2 separate regions of the Homo sapiens genome follow, and region 1 is linked to region 2. The links are chromatin contacts, found by Hi-C in ENCODE. All regions are on one chromosome and are shown on one strand. Each heading gives the region's core, a stretch centred on a gene start or an enhancer-like site at or near the end of the contact. The rest is flanking DNA. Distances are from core to core; before and after follow the strand shown. Region 1 has its middle 730 kb from the start of IGFBP3. Region 2 holds the start of IGFBP3 (insulin like growth factor binding protein 3).

Region 1 (6,593 bases), core at 3,866-6,365, 730 kb after region 2:
GATGAGGCTATGTGATTAAACCTTCATCAAATTTTCTCTAGTTTTGGCTACAAGAAATGTCACATGCATGCACACACAAACACACACACACACACCCACACACACAGAGAGAGAGAGAGAGAGAGCCCTTCATTGTGTAGAGGAATGAATAGCTTTATGTAGGCTTACATTGCTCCTCCCTGCCTTTTCCATTCCTTCCTGCTAAGCTGACTAAAGCCATCCACCTGCAAGGAAAGAAATCTTGTTCTGACCTCCTACGAGTAAGTGTATTGTTCTTCAACCCAGGGTGCAGACCCTACAGAAAGTTTTTCCCAAATACCTACACCTCCACTCTACATCAAACTCACACATCATATTATCACTGTTTTCTTGTCTTTCTCTTGCACTGGAATGACAGCCACCTATTTAAAGGGTCTATATTTTGGAGTATTCATGACTTCAGGCATAATTCTGAGCCTCTAAACAGTGCTGAAAAACTTTGAAACTAAATCAGACACAAAGCAAGTTAGATACGGAATCAGTTTGAGGCATAGCCCTCTAATTGAGCTGGGATGAAGGCTGGTTATCTGTTGGCTGTCAGGCTTTGATCACATCCTAACGTTGAGGCTGTGTTGAATGACTGGAGGGTTTCTTCAGTTTGTGCCTGGCATGCTGATTTCTGTTGGAATTGTAGCTTTCCTTCAAAATCTTAGACTTGCTGGCTGGGGCCCTCAGGCTCTGTTGAGCCAGCTTATTTCTGCACCCACCATGAAGGTCTGGAGCAGAAATGGTTATTGTGTTGTAATGGCAGGGCACCAGCTGAGATGGACAGATGAGAAAGGGTGCCATCATCAATGAGTAGCATCAGCTGTGGGTGGGAGAGGAACAGAGGAAACAAGTTTGGGTTTGCCAAGGGGGTCTGGATTATATTTCCTGCTCCATGCCCTGGATGGGTTCTTGTGATGACCCAAAGAGATCAGGTGAACCACTGCTCCCCTAACCTGCCTCTGGAAACTTCAATTTCCTGAATACTGCAATTAATCTGACCCTCCCTAACCAAACCATCAGCTTTGGTCATATCTGAGGTCCCTTAGACTAGATGAGTGTTAGCCACCTGTAAATAGCTTCCCATGCCGTCGGGAAACTAGAAAAGACTACACAAATGTATTAGTCCATTTTCACACTGCTGATAAAGACATACCCAAGACTGAGTAATTTATAAAGAAAAAGAGGTTTAATCAACTCACAGTTCCACATGTTTGGGGTTGGGGGGCCTCATAATCATGACAGAAGGTGAAAGGCATGTGTTACATGGCAGCAGGCAGGAGACGATGAGAGCCAAGTGAAAGGGAAAACCCCTTATAAAACCATCAGATATCATGAGACTTTTTCACTACCATGAGAACAGTATGGGGGAATCCACCCCCATAATTCAGTTATCTCCCACCAGGTCCCTCCCACAACATGTGGAAATTATGGGAGCTACAATTCAAGATGAGATTTAGGTGGGGTCACACCCAGACCATATTATTCTGCCCCTGGCCCCTCCAAAATCTCATGTCCTCACATTTCAAAGCCAATCACACCTTCCCAACAGTCCCCCAACATCTTAACTCATTTCAGCATTAACTCAAAAGTTCATAGTACAATACAAAGTCTCATCTGAGACAAGGCAAGTCCCTTCTGTCTATAAGCCTGTAAAATCAAAAGCAAGTTAATTACTTTCTAGATACAATGGGATACAATGGTCTAGCTACAATGGCATTGGATAAATACACCCATTCCAAATGGGATAAATTAGCCAAAATAAAGGTGCTAAAGGCCCCATGCAAGTCTGAAATCCAGCAGGGCAATTAAATCTTAAAGCTCCGAAACAATCTCATTTGACTCCATGTCTCACATCCAGGTCACACTGATGCAAGAGGTGAGTTCCCATGGTCTTTGGCAGCTCCACCCTTGTGGATTTGCAGTGTACAGCCTCCCTCCTGGCTGCTTTCATGGGCTGGCACTGAGTGTCTGCAGCTTTTCCAGGTACATGGTGCAAGCTGTTGGTGGATCTACCATTCTGGTTCCTGGAGGACAGCGGTTCTCTTCTTATAGCTCCACTAGGCAGTGCCTGTGGGGACTCTGTGTGGGGGCTTCAACCCCACATTTCCCTTCTGCACTGCCCTAGCAGAGGTTCTCCATGAGGGCCCTGCCCCTGCAGCAAACTTCTACCTGGACATCCAGGCATTTCCATACATCAACTGAAATCTAGGCAAAGGTTCCCAGACATCAGTTCTTGACTTCTTTGCACCTACAGGCTCAACACCAAGTGGAAGCTGCCAAGGCTTGGGGCTTGGACTCTTTGAAGCCATGGTCTGAGTTGTACCGTGGCCATGGCTAGAGTGGTTGGTATGGAGGGCACCAAGTTCCTTGGCTGCACACAGCAGAAGGGCCCTGGACTGACCCACAGAACCAGTTTTTCCTCCTAGACCTCTGGGCCTGTGATGGGAGGGGCTGCTTCAAAGTTCTCTGATATGCCCTGTAGACATTTTCACCTTTGTCTTAGTGATTACCATTTGGCTCTTCATTACTTATGCAAATTTCTGCAGCCAGCTTGAATTTCTCCTTGGAAAATAGGTTTTTCTTTTCTATTGCATTGTCAGGCTGCAAATTTTATGAACCTTTATGCTCTGTTTCCCTTTTAAAACTGAATGCTTTCACCAGCACCTAAGTCATCTTTGAATGCTTTGTTGCTTAAAAATTTCTTCTGCCAGATACCCTAAGCCATCTCCCTCAAGTTCAAAGTTCCAGAACTGTCTAGGGCAGGGGCAAAATGCCACCAATCTCTTTGCTACAACATAGCAAAGGTCACCTTTACTCTAGTTCCCAACAATTTCCTCATCTCCATCTGAGACCACCTCAGCCTGGATTTCATGGTCCATATCATTATCAACATTTTGGTCAAAGCCATTCAACAAGTCTCTAGGGAGTTCCAAACTTTCCCACATTTTCCTGTCTTCTTCTGAGCAATCCAAGCTGTTCCAACCTCTGCCTGTTACCCAGTTCCAAAGTCACTTCCACATTTTTGGGTATCTTTACAGCAGCACCCCACTCTACTGGTACCAATTTAATGTATTAGTCCATTTTCACGCTGCTGATAAAGACAAACCTGAGACTGGGTAATTCATAAGGAATTTAAAGAGGTTTAATGTACTCACAGTTTTATGTGGCTGGGGAGGCCTCATGATCATCGCAGAAGGTGAAAGGTACATCTTACATGGCAGCAGGCAAGGGAGAATGAGAGGCAAGCAAAAAGGGAAACTCCTTGTATAACCATTAGATCTCATGAGAGTTATTCACTACCACGAGAGCAGTATGGGGGAACCACCCCCATGGTTCAGTTATCTCCCACAAGATCCTTCCCACAACACGTGAGAATTATGGGAACTATAATTCAAGATGATATTTGGGTGGGGACATAGCCAAACCATATCAACAAATAAGAGATGATTCTGGAAGTTAAGGACTGGAGTCCAGAATGGTTTGCCAGCACCACCTTAGACAACACAGCGTACCTGCAAGCCTTGGGTTTCTCATCTCCCAAATGAGGATGCTAAAAAGTAAGCCAAAAAAAAATCCCTACCTTCAAAGATTCTGGGAGTCTCACATGAAATGACAAATATGAAAATGCTTTTGCAATTCAAAAATGTTATACAAACATTGCCACTTTTTTCAATATCCTGAACATCCTGAATTGTTAAATAGATCCTTCTAGACACCAACTCTTAGGAATTCTATTTGAATCAGGACAGCCTTGCATGGGCCACCAGACTGCTTGTAAATGCAGAAGATATAATTGAAACTTCATAAAGACAACAGGAAATTTATTTGAAAGTGTTGAATTCACATTGCAGAATGATTTATGCACAGTTACGATTTATGCAGTTAGCTTCTCATGGCTGTATTTTTCCAAAGCTCTGATTAAAACACGATGCAATTCTGAGGTTAACCCCAATCCCTCCTCACTGTGGGTGGGTGAAATCCTTAGCTAAGTTCAATAGTAGAGACAAAACACTTTTCTTTTAAGATTTGGTTATGCTCTGTCTATATTTTTTTCTAAGTATTGCATCTGTTTTACCAGAAATTAGTACTTCCTTTTACAATGACTTTTGTGTGAATTACAGTGAATTCTTGAATTCAGTCTACAATTGCTCAATGTTCGGACATCACTGTTTTCACTGAAAATACTTCTCTAGCTCTAGCTATCACTGTTCCTAAGTTGTTATTGCACAGAGTTAAATAACACTGAGGAAGACATCTTCTTCTTATATGTGCACCCTGCAAATATCCCACAGACAGTGCTGAAGGTATTCCAAAAATTGGTTTCTTCATCAGAACAAATGCGGCAGCAGGAGAAGATGCATAGATAGCCTGGTTTTTACCAGAGCAGAATAATCCCCTAATTCAATGCCATCTGAAAGCAATATTTCTGTTTATTAATAGACATATAATTTATGCTTTCTGTTTTTTATTAAATATTTTTTCCTGGCTCAATAAAACTACTTTTTAAAAATAAATAATCAGAGAACAGAGAATTATTGAAAATTGAAAATATGATGGCTAAATAAAAAACTGAGCAGAATAATGAAACATACCAGAAGATAGAAGGAAAAGAAAGAGAGGAAGGAAGGAAGGAAGAAAATCAGAAAGGAGATAACACATCCAATCAACTGAAGGGGGGAAATAAAGAGAGAATATGATAAGTAAAATTTCCTTCGAGAGAAAGTGAGGTTGAAAATATTTTCTTTTATTTTTAATTAATTAATTATTTCTGTATCAAATAGTACAATTATTTGTATTTTCATGGTACTTTAATGATTTTTTTGAGACAAAGAAGGTTTTGGTAAACTTTTAAATATGTGTCATCATTCAAATTCAATGAAATAGAGGCCCAGGTTTCCAAACCAGTTAAAAATTTGAGCAAAAATATAAAATATGAATTTGGGAAAAAAATCCCCCTAAGAATAAAGATAGGGCTAGCTAAACACAGCATGTTGCCCTGTGGAAGTCTCTTTCACTGTTAGATGCTGTTGGGTAAATGCACCTGACAGCAATAACTTAAGCATACCCTTAGAATGACCCTGTGTGGTAGACACACCTGAGTGTTGTTCCAAGCTCGGGAATCCAGGAGTGGCCAATCTGGTGATTCATTCCTTGTCTATGAGGAACCTCTGAGCCCCTGGCATGTCCTGTGGAACACGGGCTGTATAGAAGATTGAGGATCTGAGTTTTGGTTGGGGGGGGGGGGTCAGTAAATGAAGGTTGTCAGGTGGAGGTCATTACAGGGAGGGTGTTAAGTGAAAATACTCCATAAACTGCATGCTGTTTTCAAGTGGTTGTGGTTGTCCTGCCCAGCCCACCACCACTGTGCTGTGCGTTTACGTTGTCCAGCCTGCTGTCACTGGATTGCTTCTGTCCATAAGGCGGTTCTCCTGCCCAGCCTGCCGCCACTGGACTCTCCCCCCTGTATGAAAGCCCCTAATAAAACCCCGTGTCTCATTTGCTGATTCTGAGTCTTTTCTTTGGCCTCTTGAACCTGGCGCCTTCCCTGCTGAGGTTGATAAGGGTTTGGCACAGCAATGCTCCAGGGACTGATTCATGAGGAAGGAAAGTGAGCTGTACCAGAGAGAACAAAATCCCAGGTGACCCCTCTCTGCCGTCTAGCGTCAAAGATTCCAGGTGATGTTTCCTGGTCCCACCTGCCTGTCTCACTTGCTCTACTCAAGCCTCATTTTCCACATATGCAAAATGGGAACAATAGTTTTGACCTGATTCTCTCAGGTGTGGGCATGATTCATGCAGAAAGTTGATTCATTTGCTGCGTGTTACAAACCGAGTAGGGATTTTCCAGCAAGGAAACAGTGACAGGGCATTTCTTCTTATGAGAACCAGGTATGTGAAGGCAGAGCTATATACCAGTGTTTCACAGATGATCCTACTTTAGCTTTTCAGCAACCTCGTAGCAGAGGTAGAATGTAGCATATCAGTAATGAACAGGCACTCCAGAGGTAGACTTGCCTGGATTGGACACATGGAGAATGGTGATGCCTACCCCAGGCTGAACTGAAAATCTGTTCTTAGAGATGGGGGATAGGCACCTAAGAAAGAAAGTGAGCAGACACTGAGGGAACTAGACCTTTACCCAGGCTCAAAGGAAAAAGAAACATTATTTCAGAAGAGACAAGCATTGTTGGCCAGGAAGAAACAAAATGAAACACTCCAGGCCACTCCACATATTCCTTAAGTGAAACCTGCTTGTCTGCTCACTCCATAAATTATTGGGCTGTCTGCTGTGAGCCCTGGCGTTTACATGTTCATGTATTACATGAACATACTTACCAACCTAACCCGTGGAAATATTACCAGCGGTGATGCAAATGGACCATCTGCCCTCACCAGACACATGAGAAAACCAACCACAAGAAAGGGGGCTGGGGGAACTCCTGGGACACTGAACTCAGAAAAAAACTAATATACTTTGGGGAGCAGGAGAAAACGCATTAAGCAGATTTAAGAAGATGTTGCAAGTATGAAACAAGAATGGCAGCTTTGAATGGCAGAACAAAGAG
Region 2 (6,418 bases), core at 2,235-4,734:
CTGCTGCAGCGCCGGCTCAGAAATTTTGCAGTCAACTCCAAGTGTGGTCCTCCCACCCGCGGGAGCAGCGGCAGCCCGGGGACTTGGAAGAAATGCACATTCTCCACTCCGGAAACGCTGGAGTGGCGGCAGCAGTCTGAGTTGTAACAAGCCCTTATGGGAATTCCAAGGTTGACCAGTACCGTCCTCAATGCTACCAGGTAAACACGCTTATAAGAGCTTGGTGTCCAGCTCAGATGGGAAAACTGAATTATTACCTGCAAAGCGTTTTGCCTCAGGGGCTCAGAATCATGCAAGCATGTTGGTGGCTTGTTTTCTAGGTCCCCGTTACATCTCTAAAACTCAAGGTCTACACAGACCCTGTGCATCTTGCTGGTGCCTGCCTAAGTGAGTCCTTTTCACCCCGGGTGAACACAGCAGCACATGGATGCAGACAATGCCAAAGTCCCACTCACGGCTCAGACTTCTAAGTGCCAAAGAGCTTTTCCTTCCCTGGGTGGGGGTGGGGTAGGAGAAATCCCCCTCCAGCAGATCTCCCTTTTATAATAAAAAGTGCTAAATGAAGAAAGTCTGATGCTTAAAATGGATGCTGGAATGTTAACAGTTGAATTGGAATTTTAAGTATATGACTAAATTCAAGACTGGATCTGCAGCCAGGATTCTCACTCCATTCCTTCTTCAGAATGAACTTGGAGGGGCTGTAAGACCGCTATGGGGATCAAAGGCTACATTCAGAGCCCATGCTCCCAGGGCCTGTGGACCATGCCAAGGTCTGGAGGCATCGGCTTAAGTCCACAATTGAGAGTCATGAAATTTCTCTACTACAACAAACAGGGCTATAATGTGTAACCCTAGCAGGGAGCTCAGGTGGCCCATCTGGTCCACAGTCTATTCTAGAAAGCTACCTGGGGCTGCAATGATTTGGCTGCAGATGCTCTGCTCTCCCCTGGAAGTGGCTACTGGCAGGTCACTCACCAGGGCCTTAGGAAAGTCCCTCTCCTCTCTGGGTCTTAGTTTCCTCACCTGCCAAACAGCTCACTGAGGTCCTGCTGTAAAGTTCCCCAAGGGGTTTCATACCTTGGGAAGCACACATTCCCAGGGTCCAGCACAGAGCCTCACAGAGGAGGTCCCTACCTGCGAGGATTTGGTTTCAATTTCTTTTAATCTTAGCTTGCTTTCTTTTTCAAGGAAATACTGAGATAAAAGAGATACTAAGAATGTAAATACTCTAAGAACATGTAAATAAACGTATTTATACTTCTTTTCTAAGAACCTTGAGTAATTTCTTAAATTTCCTTGGTTTCTTCTTAATGCCTGGGCTGCAGACTAGGGCATGAAGACAAAACAGTTCTATTTAAGCAACAGATAATTGTGACTTTTGACTGTCGAAAATTTACCTTTTTTTGTCAAATAGATTCTAGAAGTCACTTAGATCTTTTTATAATCTTATAACTCACATCAACCTATACTACAGTGCTACTAAGGTGGTAATCATGATGATTGCTAAAGCCCAAGAATGACGATGTGTATCAGTATTTCTAAGATCACTTTTTGAATACCCCAAAATGCACAATAATGTACGACACTTGGCAAATGACATAACTTTGCCCCGAGAGACAAATGCCTCCAGCAGCTTTAACAGCTGACCAGAGCCAGTGTATGTTTCAGGCATCTTGCCTTTCCATGAATCCAGCATTTCTCAGGGGTGAACAGAGCCAGCCTTGCCGAGCCAGAAAATAACTTCACCCGGGCGTGGAACTCTACAGCTACATAAATTATAAAGGGACTGTTCATCCTGCTAGCCCTAGATGGGGGCCTGCCCAGTGACATCTGTCCAACGTGATCGTTGGGGAGTTGGGGGAATTAGGATGGGGAGAATTCTCCCAGCCTTCAGCTGTGCAAGGCAGGAACTTTATTTCTCATATAACTAGGTGAGGCTGGCTAAGAATGCTTGAAAGAACAGCTGCCAAATCCATTTAAACAACCCCCGCTCCTTTTTTTAAGGGAACAATGTGATGCCCTTACCAGAGTCGCTGTCTGCCTGATACTGATAGTGGCTAAGCCAAGAGGGTAACTCTGCCAAATGTTTGCATTTTTCCTCTTCTGGGGCTCCCCTTAACAACATCTCATTCCCCCCCCCATTTCAGATTAAGAAGGGAGACAGCCCTAGGACTGATTCCAATTCCCTTCCGTGTCATTGAAATTGACTTAGTCCACATTGCCCGCACCCACCACGCACCTGGAAGTTTGTTTGAGGTCGGCGCAGGTGCAGGGGTGGCCCGAGTTGTAAGAATGGTATGGTACTGAAAGTGGCACGCGGAGTTCAAACCTACACTCTGTTGTGGCCGCTGGGTAACCTTAAGAAGTTACTTCTTTTTCAGCTTCAGGTTTTCCAACCGCAGAAGATATCAAAACCCGAATCCACTTTACTTGTTTTTGGACATACCGGGACTAGACATTGCTTTGCAAACCAAAAGGCTGTGCAAAGTCAGTATTTTAAAAGAGAGGTACTATTTCCTACAACGTGCCTGCCCACCTTCCTTGGTCCAAATCCGCCTATATCCCCCCCATCCCCAAGCATCCCTGGGATTGCAGTCCGTGTGCACCCCCGTGCGGGGCGAGGAGAATCTCCTGTGTCCAGGATCTTTCCAACAGCTAAACATCGGTACCGCTCCCCTCAGCTCCGGAAACCTTTAACCCATTTTCACTGAAAGCGCTTTGCAATTTACAAGTACTCTGCACTTAGAGAATCGAGCAAGTAGAGGGCCGGCTGGGGAGGGTCCCTCCGGCGACCGCCTTCACCTTTCCCGGAGCGCCTTCAGTTTCCCCACATATTATCTCCAGTGAGAAGAAAAGCGGAGTCTCCCGCAGCGGCACCCAGCAACCCCCAGGCCCTTCGGCGCCAGTGCGCCGGGTGCTGCACGCAGCGCACCTGGCGCGGGCGGCTCACCTGGAGCTGGCGGCGCTGGCAGCAGGTAGGCGCGCAGGCGGCTGACGGCACTAGCGTTGACGCAGAGCCCGCGGCCGTCCAGCAGCGCCTGCAGCGGTCGCGCCTCGTCGGGCGACGGCTGGCAGCGAAGGCCGGAGCCACAGCGCTCGGTGTAGATGCCGCACGGCTGGCCCTCGCTCAGTGCGCACGTCAGGCAGCAGCCGCAGCCCGGCTCGCGCACCAGCTCCGCGCACACGGCGGGCGGAGGCGCGCACTGGGCCAGTGCACGCGCGTCGCACGGCTCGCAGCGCACCACGGGACCCAAGCCCGCCGAGCTCGCGCCAGCCCGCGCCACCGGCGGCCCGCGGAGCAGCACCAGCAGAGTCAGCGCAGCGGCCCAGAGCGTGGGTCGCGCCCGCTGCATGACGCCTGCAACCGGGGCACGCTGCTTGGCAGGCTGGGCGCGCAGGGATGGGGCGACAGTACACGGCGCGAAGCTGTGGAATCCAGGCAGGAAGCGGCTGATCCTCAGCGCCCAGCCGCAGTGCTCGCATCTGGGCGGCCCGGGCGCGCCGGCCGCTATATAGAAGCCGGGGTGGCCCAGGACACGCCCCGGAACGGCGCGCCCAGGAGTGGGGGTTGGGAGGGGGGCGGGTCGGCGCAGGCACGGCTGCGGGGGCCCGTGCTTCGCCCTGAGCAGCCGGGGCCGAGCTCGGGGGCGTGCAGCTCGAGACTCGCCCGGGCACCTGCTCCTCGTGCGCACGCCCGGAGCCCGGGTCACCTTGTCGTCTACAAGAACCAAGGTGTGCCCGGCCACCCCGGCACTCCAGGCCACCTCAGCACCCCCGGTCACCCCAGTCACTCCTGGCCAACTCAGCACCCCCGATCTCCTTGACCCCGCCGCCCTTACCCCTTCCGCTCTCGGGGTGAGGTCTCCCTGCGGCGAGCCGGTGTCGGGGAAACTGGCATACAGCGCTCCGCATTCGTGTGTACCTCGTGGAGCTTTCTAAAATTTAATTCCGTTGGCAGGCGAAGTCTTGGGACATTTCTGACTTACATTTGGGTCTCAGGGAGCCAAGGCACTGCGGGGTTTAATTTACACCCGCTGGGCTGTTTATATCCCCAGGGGCCCACAAATACGCATCTGAAGATGCGCCCGGGGCCTTCGCCCCTTTCCAGGCTTACTTCTCAACGCAAGAAGACTCTCACGTGTTGCTACACCGCAAGTCTCCAATTAAGAGTGGACCGGCAAGCGAATGCGTCCTTAAGGCAGGGCTTTTCAAATATTTTAAATGACAACTGTTCTTCTTGTCTTGGGTATTCTCCCTGATTATGTTTTCAAATGGAGTTTACACCCATGACAAAAGAATAATAAAGACAATAAACTGGGCACTGCTGAAACGTAATTAACCAAATAGTCCTTTAATAGGCAATTTTCATTGTCATTTTTTGAAGGCGACTTCGTATTACTGTATTCTCGATGCGTTGGGATTCTAGCTTATCTCTGCAATCTAAACACTTTTCAGTAAAGTTCGGGGGCGCAATTGCGCGCTGAGGTCGCTGTAACTCCTGTCGGCCTTCTCTGGCACTCGAGTTTCTTCAGTTTTGTCTGCGCACCCCCTCCCTTCGGTGACCAACAGAGGACGCTGGTGGTCCAGGATTGGATTGAGGATTAAATTTTTCAAGGCACTTTTCCAAAGAGTTTGTGGGGGTGGAGTGGGAAGCGGTGAGACCTCCGCGGGAGGAGACTTTCCTGAACGCTGTTGAAATTGGACGCTTGCCTTAGGAGGTGGATAGGTGACTTGAAGGAGCCCTTTGCAGTTTGGAGTAGTAATAGCAAATCAGGAGCTCCTCCATTCCCCTCCAGCACGAAGCCTTGGGTGAAGTTAATCTTCATTCATCATTTCTGTCTCTCCTAATCGATCTCTCGCCCAGTGTCTCTCCTTGTCCCTCTCCCTCCCTTTCTCTCTCTCGTCCTCTCCCCTTTTCCCCCTGTCCACCTCTTCCCCCATATCTATACAGCTTCCTTTTATACATATATACTCTCCTTTTAGAATGGAAAGATCAATTTCGTTCCCTCTTGTACTAAATAAATAAATAATTGGACCTCTACAAATAAAAAGAGACCAAAGACAAGAACAATGGAGTGCCCCGGGGTGACGAAGGCCCAGCACCGTCATTTTCTTATGAGCTCTTCTCCCACAGTGCTCAGGCTGTGGCTACACTCAACCTTGTTTACAGGAAACCGTGCCATAATCGTCGCTTGCTGTTTCCTTTCTCTTGTATCACCTCCTTCTAGTATCTGCGTTGACACCCAAGAACAGGATCTCTGATTTCATTGGAAAATTGAAGGAAACAAAACGAATCCCCCAGGTTTACATCCGTTCCTTAAATACTCGCAGAGACCTTGACTCTGAAATTAGAGCTGGGTTCGGCATCAAATGCAATTCTTGAGGTCCCAGGTCTGCAGTTCTGGTTAGTGCAATGTTGCAGCAGAGCCTGGACTGACCACTGGTTAGTGTAGCACTTTTTATTCAGCTTTATCATCTGGAGAGTGGACAGGGGAAGATCAGAAACAATGTCTTTTTGGAAAGGATTAAAAAATTTGTTTTATTCTTGGTTCTCTTCTTTTTTCCCTCGCATTGCAGTTGGAGAAACTTGTTCAGTGCCGAATGGCTAGGGGGCGCCAAAGCTCCAGGCGTCCAGCCCGGCCTCAGGGACCACGGGACACACGTAAAGACTAAGTCACATTTCAACTTTCAAAGGCTATTCCAATAACAATGTTTTATATAGATTGCCATCACCTTTATCATGACATCTTGCAACAGCAGAGTAAATTTGAGGCAGTGACACGGGGAGAATTGTGTTTTGTTATTTAGCCAGTTTTATTTGATAACTGCAAGCTCCCTGCCCCTCCCGGAACATAATTGTTGCAGGAAGGATTTGGACTGGATAAAACTTAATTTTGTGACATGCTCGTTAATTCTGTTAAACTTCCAATTCATCTGGTGTTTGTAGTTTTTAACATAAACTAGTATTTAGTGAGAAAGATGTTTACCCCCTGTGAAGGTGCTTGGCATACAATTGCTAATCATTGCAAAAGTAGCGAATAACCATCCGAATAGAGGTCAGGAGGCTGCATAGATCTCTTTTCACTAACGGAGTCCAGCTGACCTGATTATAATTAGTGTTTCCTTTGGTCAGCCTCGTTATTTTCACCAGGTGACCTAAACCACTCATTTCTTTGAGCCCACTCCTGCTGCTAAAGGGCACCTTGTCGCTGCGTGATACTGGCTCCTTTGCTTTTCTTCTGCTCAGCCCCCAGCTGGACAAGCCACCCTAGGGTCTCTCTCCTTCTGACAGCACTACTGTTTCTCAGTGTCCTCTGGGGTGTGGCTATCAGTCTTACTGACCACCAATAGACTTAGAACAGAAAGAGCCAAACTTCTAAAGGCAAGCAGTGTTGGGGACCCAGTTGCTAGGACTCAG

What was found. Hi-C counts contacts between places; a loop is a spot of excess contacts on that map. Pooled maps may share reads with other maps.
Region 1: a map of PC-9 shows a loop between it and region 2 (12-fold over the local background). The contact joins the enhancer-like site here to the promoter of IGFBP3 in region 2. A Hi-C loop is called at or near these places in 4 of 168 maps with a recorded cell type or tissue (Calu3, GM12878, PC-9 and 1 more) and 4 of 50 pooled maps.

What each region holds. Positions count from the first base shown.
Region 1 is chr7:46,646,121-46,652,713 of GRCh38, forward strand. No RefSeq gene overlaps it. Among named protein-coding and RNA genes, the nearest start is that of IGFBP3, 730 kb to the left of the region's middle. RefSeq lists an enhancer at 4,872-6,071. Within about 2 kb of position 5,116, at least 4 of the 41 ENCODE cell types and tissues checked have a DNase peak (open chromatin) inside an H3K27ac peak, as active enhancers do; they include PC-9 and mammary epithelial cell, where a contact is called at or near this core.
Region 2 is chr7:45,917,788-45,924,205 of GRCh38, forward strand. IGFBP3 (insulin like growth factor binding protein 3) reads right to left here and starts at 3,485. Exons shown (of 5, transcript NM_000598.5): 1 at 2,951-3,485. The coding sequence starts at 3,353. RefSeq lists enhancers at 3,288-3,868, 3,869-4,449.